2 separate regions of the Homo sapiens genome follow, and region 1 is linked to region 2. A link is an interaction called in ENCODE POLR2A ChIA-PET data of the cell type or tissue named here. Cell type or tissue: OCI-LY7. All regions are shown on one strand. Each heading gives the region's core, and the rest is flanking DNA. Links, peaks and the distances in the headings are about the cores only.

Region 1 (7,859 bases), core at 1,014-6,013, 1.3 Mb after region 2:
CTTCTGGGTCACCTCCTTTGTCTGGACCTGTCTGTGTTGCCACCCACAAGTTGTGACACACATGCTCCTGTCTGCTTTTCCCCTTCCTTTCCTTTCTTTCTTGCTTTTTTTTTTTTTTTTTTTTTGAGATGGAGTCTCTTTCTGTTGCTCAGGCTGGAGTGCAGTGGCATGATCTTGGCTCACTGCAACCTCTGCCTCCTGGGTTCAAGCGATTCTCCTGCCTCAGCCTCCTGAGTAGCTGGGATTACAGGCACGTACCACCACACCTGGCTAATTTTTGTATTTTTAGTAGAGACGGGGTTTCACCATGTTGGCCAGGCTGGTCTCGAACTCCTGACCTCAGGTGATCTGCCTGCCTTGGCCTCCCAAAGTGCTGGGATTATAGGCGTGAGCCCCCACGCCCAGCCTCTGTCTTTCTTGATCAGCCCCTAGCCTGCTAGTTAGTCTCCACCCTCTAGCTCTCACAGCCCATCTATAGTAAGGCCTTCATCTGCTATTGAGAATTCCAAGTTACCTGACTTATTTCTTAGGACACCAGCAGATTTTGCTGTCAACACCTTTGTGAGGACTTCAGGTAATAAATGGTTCCCAACATTTGTGTCTTCCAGTGATGCAGAGAGTAGAAAATTGTGCAAGAAGATGAAAGTTGACCTGAGCCCGAAGGACAAAAAGGTTGAATTATTCCATTACCAGTAAGTACACATGGGCATTTCCAATTTCCAAGTAAGTGCCAAATGCTTTCATTGGTATTTTCAGCGAACAGCAATTTTTAGTTAGATTAATTTTATTTCAGAATGGTTTTCTTCCTGTGTTTACAATTATTTCTTTTAAAAAAAAATCCTGAACTCCGTTCAAAAGCTGAATCTTATTAAGATGCTGCAGGAAACCAAAGGTATGTATCTTCACAACCATTCTTAAAGTTAACACATTTTTCTCCTCATTTGACAGGGATGGTGCATTTCATACTGAATATAACCGAGCTGTGACATTTAAGGTAAATTTACCTCCCTTGTTCTCAGCAATGGTGGAGTCTAAATGGACGCCCAAAGTCTGGCAGGTTTTCTCTCTGAGAAAAGAAAGGGCAGATTGCACAAATAGCTCTTCTAAATGACCTGAGAGATTCTTATCTCTAGAGCATATGTCAGCAGAATATGTGGAAAAGTTTGTAGCTCTTAACACAACAGATTGACCCAGCTTTGGAAATAGGTTTGTGAATGTATCAGCAGTTGTCCAGTAAGGCAGGTGATGTCACCTCTCTCTTTGCCAAAGGCCTGGGCCTCATTTCGTTGTAGCTTCAAAGTCCTCCCCTCATCTCTGTGGTAGTGGCCACCCTCAGGCTGGATGCCCAGGTTAGCACAGGGTATTGCACATGGGCAGGTTGACACCTTTGGGCTGATGCAGCTTGTTCCAGATGAGATATGGGTATCATTGAGGAGTTCCCTGCTATCAATCCAATTTAGAAGTAGATGGAAAAGCATAAATGGAAAGAAATATGAGATCCTGTAATCTATACATGCTTTGTAATCACAAAGCGGCTGCCCCAGCCCTTAGTCCTCCTGAACTGCAACTCTCCTCCTTCAGGGTCAGGATTCCCTTCCTCCAGCCTGTCTTCTGTTTTCTGGTCCTGCGCTGGCTGAAGCCATACATTTCTCCTGGTCCTGACGTGTTTGAACTCACTTCCTAACCCTCCTGTTTCCCACACGGGGTTGGACCCTGTGCTCCTGTCTCTTCATCTGTCCCTCTTTCTCCATCTGTGTCTCTTCCATTTTTCCTATCTGTCCATCTGTCTGTGCAGCTGTCAGTGTCCCTCTCCCTCTGCCCTTCCTTCTCCCTCTGTCTCTCCCCACCATCTCTCCAGGTCATTCTTGCTTATCCACTAACACTCATTCTTTTTTTAAATTGCTACAGCGTTCACCTTATATAGGGACTCAGCCTGATTACTCATCACCTTAACACCTACTTAGACACTTAGAAAGTTCTTCCAACTAGAGTTGCTCAGCCCTTCTTATTCTATGTTAAGACGTCAACCGAAGTTCTTGGAGAGAACACATGTTCCCCAGGAACAAGATTTAGTTGGGTGGGATGGGGGAAGTGCTTATGCAATGATGGAAAGAGGGCTGGAGTTTTGTTTTGTTATTGAAGGCTGTGTATATTTTATGTTTAACCGGGACCTCTGAGGAATCTGTCTTGGGCTTATGGAGCAGGGAGTTCTGAGCGGCTCCTCATAATTGTGGTAGCAGAGAAGAAGCAAGGAGCCCAGGTGGCCCCAGCATGCCACTGGGTGTCTGGGTGGGAGAGGCAGAATCCTGGCTTCGCCCCACTTCTTACAAAGACCAGACGTGTGAGGTCAGCGTTCTCTTGACCTTCCCGTGATTTAGGCATCAACAAGGTGAAGAAGTGGCTGAGCATCGTACGGGGCCAGAGTCTTCAGTTTCAGTTGGAGAGAGGGCACTCTTAGTCCCAGCATCCCCAAGCAGGACTGGGGCAGAATCCCTGGAGTTCTTCAGGGCAGAGGGAAGGGGACAGGACAGTTCCCTGACTGCTGATGGCTTCTGCTTTTTCAGCTTGAGACAGCTGAGATCAGAGCCCACCTCAGTCACTAATTAACTTTCCATTCAGGGTTTCTCCTGGGACCCTGACTCCAGAGAGATGGAGGACCCCCCGACAGGAGGGGCCCATCACCTGCAGGCCCATGTTCTGGCTGTGGTTTTTGTCAACCCGCATGGTTGGGCAGAAGCCTGGTCACAGACGCTGTGCCACGGCACCTAGAGAGGTCATAGGCCAGTTAAGTGAGAACTTATCTCCCCACTGGCAAAGAATAGGAAACTCGAAGTGGGGAATGTCCCCTTTAAGCTGCCCTTTCCTTGTTAGCACATACTCCCCAAATCCTTACTATAGAAGTGGTAAGGGCCAGAGGTGCCTGGCAGTCTGGATTCAGATGACTCACTGATGACCTCAGGGCCCAGTAGCTGTGAGCCAGGATTACAGCTATGAAGGCCAGATGTGGTGTCAGACAGTGCCTGGGACTCAGAGCACCCAGAATAGGACAGTTGAGGGTGGGCTTCCAGGTGCTGCTCCCTGCAGACTTTTGCCCTGAGGTCTTGTCCAGTTAGATCAACTTGGAGAGAACCTATGGGTGGGGTTATTCAGCTTCAGTTAAGTGAGAATAATCCTCACCTGAAAAACAAGGTTGTGTGTACGAACATGTCAGTTGTTACGTTAAAAGGCCATTTATCTCCTTTTTCCATCCACTGCTATCTTTTTTTCTTGATGCTGAGGTGGAGAAGGGGGAGGAGGGCTGGGCGTGGGGCCAGGACACCCCCCAGAGCAAGCAGTTCCTAACTTGTTCTGGAGTCCTGATCCCACTGAGCACCTACTGAACTCCAGACCTTCTCCCTGAAAGCGTGTGTGCATACAAATCAAAGTCAATGTTTTCACATGAGTCTGGGGCTTCACCGACTCCTGAAGTCCCTTGTGCACCCTAGATTAAGAACCCCTGCACCAGGTATTTCTGGAACCCCAGGCAGGTGGGTGCCTACCAGCATCTTTCTCACATGGCCTGGTGGACAGGTGCCTCTGCAGCTGTGGGTGAGTGTGGGTGTCGGGAAGACCCTGCCAATTCCATAGTTCCTTATGTTGTCATGGCAAAGCCTTGACAAGGGACTGAGAAAGGGTGGATCCGCCTTTTGCTGTGGCAGAAATGGCTGTTCTTTTGCCAGGAGGCGTTTCACAGCTCCACTTGGACAGGCAGGAAGCACTACCTGAATGAAATCCTATGAAGTCTTGGCTGTCTCCCATTCTCCCGTAGTAGTTCTTTCCAAATAGAGTTTCCAGAAATAATAAGGTCCTCTCCGTGTGTGACCAGTGGATGGGCTGAATGCACACCCTTACTATTATAGAAGGGCACTTCCCTTTCTCATCTCAGGCCACACACACGCACACACACACACACACACACACATACACTCTCAGTTCAGCATCTGCTCGCTGGAGCGTGGTCAAAGTTGACAGAAGTAACAGAATCTGGCTGGGGTCTGGTTCCTGATCCTGGCTCTCAGACTTTGAGCACCGTCTCTGAGTGACTGAAGGGAAAGGGAATGCTGCTTCTGCCCTGGACCAGTGAGAGTGGCAGAGGATACAGAGGAGGGTGGAAGGACAGTGCCACTCTTCCCTGCCCCTGTGCATCTTCCCCACAGGGAGTGGAGATTTGAGTCATTGTACACATAACAAAGGCCAGCGAAGCCCTTTATCTGTAAGAACTTGGTCAGATCTTCAATCCAGGCAGTCTAGAAGAGGGGCCCCAGCATGAGAAGTATAGCAACAAGGGTGAGGCCACATTGGTGCCCACCCTGCCCTGGGGGCTTCCCAGCCTGGACCTCACTCATTCATATACAGAGGCGGATAATCAGGATTTAATCCACTCCAAAACCAGTTTAGATCATGAAATACCAAGCAGGTCATAAGTAGGTATGATGATCTGCTTATGGGATGACAGTTTTAGTGGCTGCAGGAATGTGGAAATGTCTCCTTTGGACAAGACTGAGACCATTATTCCATTAGTCAGAAAGACTTCTTGGAGGAGATGAGATTTAGTAGAAGCACTAGTATGTCTCTGGTTTGAATAAGCCAACTCATTGTCTCAAATTTTCTCTTTTTTGTCCTTGAAGATGCATAGTAGGCATGGACTACCTGGCTGGAGTGAGCAAGGTGTCTTGTGATTGAAAAAGCCCGATGGGAGTGGTGGAGGTGCATTTTTGGGCACTTATCCATGATGTCAGTGGACAGCGGAAATAACACACCCTCCAAGCTTATGCCACATGCAGTCCTGAGCTCAGCAGCTGGTGTGCCCAGGTCTCCAGGCAGGGAAAGAGGACAGGTTCCTGATTCCCCCACCTCCCTCTTTTCAGGGCTAAAATGCATTTTCTCTTCTCTTTTTTTTCCCTCAGTCCATAGTGGCCTTTTTGAAGGATCCAAAAGGGCCCCCACTGTGGGAGGAAGATCCTGGAGCCAAAGATGTTGTCCACCTTGACAGTGAAAAGGTAATGTATTCCCCGTCAGTTCTGATGGATGCTGGAAGCTTCCCTGGTACCAGGGCCTCCCAAGGAAAGGAGCCCAACGAACTGAGAAATGGGACTATTCCAGGATCACTTGTACTTTTCCTCTAGGGAAGCTAGGCCAGGACCCTAATATTTGACTCCCCTTCCCAGCTCCATGTTGTAACCAGCGGTGATCACAGGTTGCCTGAGAATTTTCTCCATTCTTCACCTTCCTTATTTAATGCATTTGAACACGTTTAGATTTTCCATACATTAATGTAGATTTAAATGTTCTCTCTCTATTGTGTAATCCAGATGTTGTTAGGATTGGCTTTACATCTTGTTTTTTTGTTTTTGTTTTGTTTTTTTAAAGAATAACCTTAGAGATTTGGGTTAGATTTCCAGAGACTTGAGGCAGATCTCTACAATTCTGGGTCATTCTATAGCTTTCAACCAATTATTTACCTTCTTATGCTTCAATTTCCAAATTTGGCCAGGGGTGGAGGTAGAAGGGTAGATCTAGATTATGGTGTTTATTAGTTCTTAAGTATTTAACAAAAGCTATGACAGGCCGGTTGTGGTAGCGGGTGCCTGTGATCCCAGCTACTCAGGAGGCCGAGGCAGGAGGATCGCTTGAGCCCAGGAGTTCAAGGGTAGCCTGGTCAACATAGTGAGACCCCCATCTCTAAAAAAATAAAGAATGCAAAAGCTGTGACACACATTGCCCCTCCATCCACAGCCTGCCCACCTGACCTGAATGTGCATCTTTAGCCATGTGCATCCGTGTTTGTATGATGCCTTCACTTGGGATGGGCAAGAACTTCTCTGTGATAGTCCAGATGGTCTGTGAGGCAAGCAGTGCTTTTTGTAGGTAGAGGGAGAGGGTTCATTCCTATCTCAATAAAATAAAACATAGCTTTCATCTTTCTCTTCCTCCTCTCCCCTTTCCTTTAAAATTGTTGACTTTTTTTGTTTTTAGAGACAGGATCTCGCTCTGTCACCCAGGCTGGAGGAGTACAGTGTTGTGATCATAGCTCACTGTAACCTTGAATTCCTGGGCTCAAGCAATCCTGCTTCGACCTCCTAAGTAAGTGGGACTACAGGCACATGCCACCATGCCTGGCTAGTTTTTATATTTTTTGTAGTGATGGGCTATCACTGTTGCCCAAGCTGGTCTTGAACATCTATCCTCAAGCAATCCTCCTGCCTCAGCCTCCCAAAGTGCTGGGATTACGGGCATGGGCCTCTGTAACTTGCCTATTGACTGTACTCTTAATGCTTGTTGGCCCAGAAGAAAATGATGCCTTTTTTTAACCTTCTGGAGGAAGGTAAAATATGTCATCATTGTGAGCCAACCTAGTGGATCAGTGGTGATTCAAATTAAGGACTGGGCACAACATTCTCTGGGATACAAAGAGCCAGTATTGTCATCTTGAAGATGTCTTTTTTTTTTTTTTTTTGAGACAGAGTCTTACTTTGTCACCCAGGCTGGAGTGCAGTAGCGTGATCTTGGCTCACTGCAGCCTCTGCCTCTGGGGTTCAAGCGATTCTCGTACCTTGGCCTCCTGAGTAGCTGGGATTACAGGTGTGTGCCACCATGCCTGGTTAATTTTTGTACTTTAGTAGACATGGGTTTTCACCATGTTGGTCAGGCTGGTCTTGAACTCCTGACCTCAAGTGATCCACCCGCCTCGGCCTCCCAAAGTACTGAGATTACAGGCGTGAGCCACTGTGCCCGGCCTTAAAGATGTCTTTTTAAAAAGCATGTGGGCCCGGCACTGGCTCACGCCTGTAATCCCAGCACTTTGGGAGGCCGAGGCGGGTGGATCACAAGGTCAGGAGTTTGAGACCAGCCTGGCCAACATGGTGAAACTCCGTCTCTACTAAAGATAAAAAAATTAGCCAGGCATGGTGGCATCTGCCTGTAATCCCAGCTACTCGGGAGACTGAGGCAGGAGAATTGCTTGAATCTGGGAGGCAGAGGTTGCAGTGAGCCGAGATCATGCCATTGCACTCCAGCCTGGGTGACAGGGCGAGACTCCTTCTCAAAAAAAAGCATGTGGGGGCAGGGAAAGAGGGGCAAGTGCCAGGAGAGAGTGGCACATGTGCCTAGACCCATGGAAATACAAACAGCCTAAACGGAGTGCTGCTCCTGTAATGATGAATGTTGATAGCTTCTCTGGAAAGTGATTGCCTGGTGCCTTCCTCCCCCAGACACAATGTCCTGACCTTCCTAAGGTTGTTCTTCTGTAACTGTAGGAATATCAAGCGGAAATATTTCTTTCACACCTGTAGGGAATCCTCTTGTTCTGCTTTGTGCTCTTTTCTCTCCTATGGAAATAAGAAGTATAGCTGGTTCTCTGCTAATAGAATGTCCACATAAATAATGAAAAGTTCCAAATTCAAGTTTGAATTGCTGATTCAATTTGTAGGCTTGGAATTTCATACTTTGTGAAGGTAATTAAGCATCTTTGAATGTAATATCTGTTACTACTCAGGGTATGAAACCAAATTGCTATAGGCTCAATAAAAATCTCTTCTCAGGTCTTTTACTAGCTTTTATCTACAGAAATCCCAGAAGACAATTTTAGAAGTGTTTGCATCCTGTACCCGTAGTTAGGGTTAAATATCTTGGTTACTAATTTTGTTTGGAAATTATTTCAAACAAAATTTGTTTGAAAATTAGTGCCTTAATGCTCTCTCTAGTTACGTAAACAAAGGTAAACTTTTCCAGAATTTATTCTAGTGTTTTGGATATCCACAAAAATTTAATCTTTTTTTTAATCTAACTGAAAAATTTTAAGTTAATGCACATTCATTGTT
Region 2 (7,859 bases), core at 1,496-6,495:
TCCACCCCTATTCAACATAGTATTGGATGTTCTGGCCAGGGCAATCAGGCAGGAGAAAGAAAGTGTATTCGAATAGGAAGAGAGAAAGTCAAATTGTCTCTGATTGCAGATGATATGACTGTATATTTAGAAAACCCCATCGTCTCAGCCCAAAACCTCCTTAAGCTGATAAGCAACTTCAGCAAAGTCTCAAGATACAAAACCAATCTGCAAAAATCACAAGCATTCCTATACACCAATGATAGACAAACACAGAGACAAATCATAAGTGAATTCCCATTCACAATTGCTACAAACAGAATAAAATACCTAGGAATACAACTTACAAGGGACATGAAGGACCTCTTCAAGGATAACTACAAAACACTGCTCAAGGAAATAACAGAGGACACAAACAAATGGAAAAAAAATTCCATGCTTATGGATAGAAAGAATCAATATCGTGAAGATGGCCATACTGCCCAAAGTAATTTATAGATTCAATGCTATTTCCATCAAACTACCATTGACTTTCTTCACAGATTTAGAAAAAACTACTTTACATTTCATGTGGAACCAAAAAAAAAAAAAAAAAAAAGAGCCCGTATAGCCAAGACAATCCTAAGCAAAAAGAACAAAGCTGGAGGCATCATGCTACCTGACTTCAAACTATACAAGGCTACAATAACCAAAACAGCATGGTACTGGTATCAAAACACATATATAGACCAATGGAACAGAACAGAGGCCTCAGAAATAACACCACACATCTACAACCATCTGATCTTTGACAAACCTGACAAAAACAAGAAATAGGGAAAGGATTCCCTATTTAATAAATGGTGCTGGGAAAACTGGCTAGCCATACGCAGAAAACTGAAACTGGACCCCTTCCTTACATCTTATATGAAAATTAACTCAAGATGGATTAAAGACTTACACATAAGACCTAAAACCATACAAACCCTAGAAGAAAACCTAGGCAATACCATTCAGGACATAGGCATAGGCAAAGATTTCATGGCTAAAACACAAAAAGCAATTGCAGCAAAAGCCAAAATAGACAAATGGAATCTAATTAAACTAAAGAGCTTCTGCATGGCAAAAGAAACTATCATCAGAGTGAACAGGCAACCTACAGAATAGGAAAAAATTTTTGCAATCTACCCATCTGATGAAGGTCAAATATCAAGAATCTAAAAGGAACTTAAACAAATTTACAAGAAAAAAAACCATCAAAAAGTGGGTGAAGGATATGAATAGACACTTCTCAAAAGAAGGCATCTATGGGGCCAACAAACATATGAAAAAAAGCTCATCATTACTGGTCACTAGAGAAATGCAAATCAAAACCACAATGAGATACCCTCTCACTCCAGTTAGAGTGGCGATCATTAAAAAGTCAGGAAACAACAGATGCTGGAGAGGATGTGGAGAAATAGGAACGCTTTTACACTGTTGGTGGGAATGTAAGTTCAACCACTGTGGAAGACAGTGTGGCGACTGCTCAAGGATCTAGAATCAGAAATACCATTTGACCCAGCTATTCCATTACTGGATATATACCCAAAGGATTATAAATCATTCTACTATAAAGACACATGCACACGTATGTTTACTGCAGCACTATTTACAACAGCAAAGTCTTGGAACCAAACCAAATGCCCATCAATGATAGATTGGACAAAGAAATGTGGCACATATACACCATGGAATACTATGCAGCCATAAAAAAGAATGAGTTCATGTCCTTTGCAGGGACATGGATGAAGGTGGAAACCATCATTCTCAGCAAACTAACACAGGAACAGAAAACCAAACACTGCATGTTCTCACTCATAAGCGGGAGTTGAACAATGAGAACACATGGACACAGGGAGGGGAACATCACACACTGTGGCCTGTCAGGGGGTAGGGAGCAAGGGGAGGGATAGCATTAGGACAAATACCTAATGCATGCAGGGCTTAAAACCTACATGACGAGTTGATGGGTACAGCAAACCACCATGGCACATGTATACCCATGTAACAAACCTGGACATCCAGCACATATATCCCAGAACTGAAAGTATAATAAAAAAAAAAGAAAAGAAAAGAAAAAGAAATTGTCTGCCAACAGTATTTCTTATACTCAAAGCAGCAGGTTGTCTGTACTATTATACCTCTCATTCAATTTCATTCTTCTAATTAAAGAAAAATTCTTAAACTAAAAATACATCTATTTTAGGTTTTCTATTAAAAATGGCTAAGACCTTTTCTACTCTATTAGCCTGGGAATTCCTTAAATGTAAGACTGTGTCTATTCTTTATATACTCAAAGCACCATAAATAGAACTTAATATAACCTGGTGATCATTATGGACTGTTTGTGTCCCTGAAAACTCATATGTTGAAACCCTAACCTCTAATGTGATGGTGGAGACTTTGGAGGTGTAGATTGGGTCATGATGGTGGTGTCCTCAGGATGGGATTAGTGCCCTTATAAGAAAGAAAGAAAGAAGGAAAAGACATGAAAGAGACAAGAGAGCTCCCTCTCCCTCTCCACACAAACACAAGCAGGAGGTCATGTGAGCACACAAGAGAGTGGCTGTCTGCAAGCCAGGAAGTGGGCCCCATGAGGAAGTGGATCTGTTGGCTTCTTGATCTTGGACTTCTTAGTCTCCAGAACTATAAGAAATAAATGTCTTTAAGTCACCAAGTCTATGGTATTTTGTTACAGCAGCCTGAACAGAGTAAGTCAAGTGACTGAGTTATTAATATCTGTCCATAATTGACAACAGTTGTGAATCTGCTCAAGCTCTGATATAGTAGTAGGCCCAAATGTACATATAGCCAAGAACTCTTCTAAGGTAAAGGAGTTTCAGCCTTGTAGACTTATCACTTCTTATAAATTCTAAGATGAACCTCTGCTGTCAAAAGGTAAAAATAGTTTGCATATTAATATAATGTATTCATTAATGCCCAGTTCCACTCTTCTCATTACTTATTTTTGGATTCCCACTTGCGGGTACCTAGTGAGGAAATATCATTTTTTAAAAAATCAAATGACAGCTTGGAGCAAAATAATCCTGCTACATTCCCCATATGGAGCTAAGAAACTGTCTTCAAACAGGGATGCCAAAAGAAGAGAGAAGCATGTAAGTAAACCGGACTTAGGGCAGGGCCCAGCAGCTAGAAGTCAAGGTAGTACTAAAGACATGTGAGCTTGTAGTTATTAGACAACTTGAAGATAGAGCCCAAAGGAGAGAGTAAACACTTTTAGGAAAAACAAACAAGAAAACAAGCAAGAGACTGATTGATAATTGATAAGTATTACCAAAAAAACCTGAACAGATTTTAAAAGAGAGATTATAATATCTATATGTCAAATGCATGCAGGTGCAGGCAATAAAGGTCAGAAGATGACCACGAATAAGAACCAGAAAGGCACCTAGAATCAGTGTGTAAATGAAGAAAAAGTTAAATTTAGAAGGCAGTCAGAAGCTAGGCATTCAGACAAAGCTTAAGAGGACCTAAATCTGAAGCTAAGTAAATAAACTGGAAATATGTTGTGAGGGTGGAAGCAAACAGCAACTTTTAAAAGCGCCTTTCAATAAGGAAAATCAACTTAAAGTTAGAGAACTGTGTTTAAAATTACTTAAAGCAGTGGTCTCTAACCTTTTTTGCACCAGGGACCGGTTTCATGGAAGATAATTTCTCCATGAACTAGGGGGTCAAGGGGAAGGATGTTTTGGGGATGATTCAAGCCCATTACATTTATTGTGTGCTTTATTTATATTATTATTACATTGTAATACATAATGAAATAATTATACAACTCACCATAATGTAGAATCAGTAGAAGCCCTGAGCGTGTTTTCCTGCAACTAAAGAGTCTCATCTGAGAGTGATGGGAGACAGTGACAAATCATCAGGCATTAGATTCTCATAATGAGCCTGCAACCTAGATCCCTCACCTGCACAGTTCACAATAGGATTTATGCTCTTATGAGAATCTAATGTTACCGCTGATCTGACAGGAGGCAGAGCTCAGGCGGTAATGTGAGCAATGGGGAGTGGCTGTAAATACAGATGAAGCTTTGCTCACTCACTTGCCCGTCACTTACTTCCTCCTGTGTGGCTGGGTTTCTGACAGGCCATGGATGAGTACTAGTCTGTGGCCTGGGGGCTGGGGACCCCTGACATAAAGAATAATGCAATAAGTACCTAAAAGTATCTAGTTATTCATATTTTTAATATCTTATACCCAATTATGTACTTATTAAACATAGTAATTAATGATTAATAATTATGCTTTTTCAACTTTATTAGTCTTGTTTTAAGAGAATGAGCATACCTGAAACAAATATCATGCTGAATTTTGAATGATTTTTACTCATGAGTAATCTAACTCTATAGTGTTGCCATCCAATAGAAATATAATGTGAGCCATCTAGATAATGTTAAGTTTTCTAGTAGCAATGTTTTTAAAGAGTAAAAAGAAATAGGTAAAACAAATAACAATATATTTTATATTAGCATTTTTAGCATGGAATATATATAAAAAATTTTTGGTATTTCTTTGAAATCTGGTGAATATTTATACTTGGAGCAGATCTCTACTTGGAGGCTAAATTTTCATTAGAAATTCTTGGTATGTATTTAGATTTTATAAAACTTACAGTTGTAAAAGTAGATTCACATACTCAAGTTGTTCCAAACACACTTAAGTTTCCTAACAGAATTGATCATCAATTTTTAAATTTAAAATAATTAAAATTAAATAAAATTTTCAGTCTCAGTTACAAAGGTACATTTCAATTGCTCAACTGATACACAGGGTTAATGGCTACCATATTATACCATGCAGAACAGACCATGAGGCCATGTACTAGACATCACTACTTAAATTATTTAAATGGCAGGTAGAGCACCTAGCAAATTCATCTCTTCGAGATGACAAATATTTATTAAAAAATTAAAAATGGCCTCAACTTCTTTGCCTTCAGTTTTCTTCATCCATCTAGCATATTGAGCCATAATTCCTCAATTTGCCCAAATACATTGCATCTATGTCAGACATCTCTAAGGCTCTGAACACAGCCTTCAGATATTATCTCTACACCACATCCCTAGGAAAGCTCATCCTCTAGTATGCTCCTCTTCAAAGTTTTAATTAGCATTCATAAGAGGACTTTCCAACCTATAGCCATAGTCCTGATCTCTCAATCCAACTTCAATTCCATCCTAGACATTTCCACTTGAAAATGCAACTAACTTCAAAGGGATTGCATCCTTTTTCCCAGTTTTTACCTCTGGCTTATCACTTCTCTTAAACATCTGTAGGGCCTTGAAACCTTAGACTCAACTTAGACTCATCATTAATATATTATATATTATCTGTATAAAAGCAGTGTCTGATAGTACACCTTTTATATTCTTACAATTTTTTTCTTAATATTTCATTTGACCCTCTATTTTTCCAAAGTCATAGTGAGTCAAGACACTTATTACCTTAGTTCTTCTAGCTTACTACAATAATTTAAAATGGTCTCTTCTTCCGCTCTCTCCAGCATACTCTTATGTCTCCTCAAAAAAAAAAGCCTCTTCACTATCGTAGAATCAAGTTCAAACTTTTTCTGTTTTTTCCTTTTTTTTCTTTTTTTCTTTTTTTTTAAAGAGATAGGATCTTGCTCTGTTGCCAAAGCTGGTGTGCGGTGACGTGATCATAGCTCACTGCAGCCGTGAGCTCCTGGGCTCAAGCAATCCTCCTGCCTTAGCCTCCTGAGTAGCTAGGAAGACAGGCATGTGCAACCACACTTGGCTAGGTCTTGCTATGTTGCCCAGGTTGGTCTTGAACTCCTGGGGTCAAGTGATCCTGCCATCTCAGCCTCCCAAAGTGCTGGGATTATACAGGCGTGAGCCACTGCATCTGGCCTTCAATCTTTCTGAATGAGAATACTCTATCTAACTCTGGTAGGAATCTGCACTGGGACTCAAAGATGTCATACTTATTCCTCTTTCCTGGTCTTGTCCATTTCCGCTGCCTGTAATGCCCTCATATTTCCAAATCTCATCCATGCTTTAGAGATAGATAGACCAGGTACCATTGGCTCCACAAAGCTTTTTGGAATCACTCTTGTTCACATTGGTTGTTCCCTACTCTTCCCCTTTATAGAACTTACTTTCCTGTTAGTTGTGGGCCAGAAAATATTTTAGGCATTATAGTCTCTAGAAACTACTGAACTCTGTGGCTATAGTGAAAGTAGTCATGGATAATATAAACAAATAGGTGCAGCTGTGTTCCAATACAACTTAATTTTTAAAAATAAGCTGGATTTAGCCCACAGGCCATAGTTTGTTGACCTAAGCTTTTGCTGACCAAATGTATAAACTCGGGAAAAAATATAAAAAGCAACTGTTTGAAGGTTTTAGATAGCAAGCAAAGGCACACAGACATGATCCTGAAATAAAATGTACTGACTGAAATCTAAATTTATCTTGTGTGATTGTCAAAGATATTCTGGGTGTTTCTGTAAGGGTATTTTTAGATGAGTTTAACATTTAAATTTTTAGTCTGAGTAAAGCAGATTGCTTTCCTTAATGTGGGTGGGCCTCATACAATCAGTTGAGGGCTTGAGTAGAACAAAAGATTGACCCTCTCCCACATAAAGGGAAATTCCTCTTGCCTGACTGCCTTTGAGTTGGGACATCAGTATTTCCTGACTTCAGACTCAAACTGAAACACTGCTTCTTCATGGATCTCGAGTCTGCTGGCATTTGGACTAGCACTATGCTATCAGTTCTCCTGATTCTAAGGCCTTTAAACTCAGACTATACCATCAGCTCTCCTGGGTCTCTAGCTTACCAACTGCAAATCTCAGGACTTGTTAGCTTCCATAATTGCCAATTCCTTATAATCAAGCACTTTCTCTTTCTTTCTCTCTCTCCATATATCTTCTATTGGTTCTGTTTTTCTGGAGAGACCTGACTAATATGCCTGGCTTTTCCCAGTGTGTGTTTATCAACATAGGGAAAGAGTTCAAATAAGAAGTTGCAGTATAACTTGGCTGAGGAGTCAGAATTTGGAGCTTGGGGCTGCCAGAACAGTTAAAGAAGTGATCCACAAAGTACAGAGCTTCAAAATCTATATACAAACTTCCATTGAATTCTTGACTCTTAAACTGTACATATGAGAGAAAAGGCTCCACGGAGCCCAGAAGAATCTACAGCTGAAAGGCTGAAAGAAATTACCAGCAATTTCATCTTTTGCCTAGTGCTGGGTATACAGAGTTTGGAGTTTAGGTTCTTCCAAGTCAGATGGTCTGGGTTAACATGGTGGGCTTTCCATTTAAACCACAGAAGGATCTCACCTTAGGTATAAGGACTGTGAACCAGGACTAAGGGCAATACTCTAATGGCAAAACTGAAGTAAACCTCTCCAAAGAAAGGCTAAAACCAAGCCTCCACAGGAACAATTGATCTGCCAGAATTTAACTGCTCTCAAGTCTTCAGAGGAAGATACGAATTTCTACAATGTGTCATTCACAGTTACCATTATAAAACAAAAAATTAACAGAGATGTGAAGAAGCAGAAAAATTTGACCCAGATAATTTGACCCAGAGAAAAAACAGATAATAAAAAGACTCTCAAATGATCCAGGTATTGGATTTATAAACAACAACTTAAAAATAACTATAATAAATATGGTAAACAATCAATAAGAGAAGCAAATAAAAATCATAGAACAATACAATATATGAAATGAAAAATTCACTAGGTAGGATTATTAGCACATTAGACACTGTAGAAGATAGGGTCAGTGTACTTGAAGACAGAACAATAGAAATTATCGAAACTGAAGTAAACAACAACAAGAAAAGGATGAAGGCAGCCTCAA

Evidence for each region. Peaks named below come from ENCODE experiments on the same cell type or tissue, not always from the same donor. Only the 100,000 strongest peaks of a DNase experiment are listed, where the experiment ranks them.
Region 1: POLR2A ChIA-PET joins it to region 2 with 7 read pairs; 1 of 35 experiments calls an interaction of 5 or more read pairs at or near these places.

The regions. Positions count from the first base shown.
Region 1 is chr3:123,101,803-123,109,661 of GRCh38, forward strand. It overlaps PDIA5 (protein disulfide isomerase family A member 5), which reads left to right. Exons shown (of 17, transcript NM_006810.4): 4 at 609-692; 5 at 949-994; 6 at 4,947-5,039. Among named protein-coding and RNA genes, the nearest start is that of PDIA5, 39 kb to the left of the region's middle. In OCI-LY7, for the core only: no CTCF peak of the experiment used is centred there; a DNase peak (open chromatin) is centred at 3,979.
Region 2 is chr3:121,815,372-121,823,230 of GRCh38, forward strand. All of the region lies in intron 5 of IQCB1 (IQ motif containing B1), which reads right to left. Among named protein-coding and RNA genes, the nearest start is that of IQCB1, 16 kb to the right of the region's middle. In OCI-LY7, for the core only: no CTCF peak of the experiment used is centred there; no DNase peak of the experiment used is centred there; H3K27ac peaks cover 1,187 bases.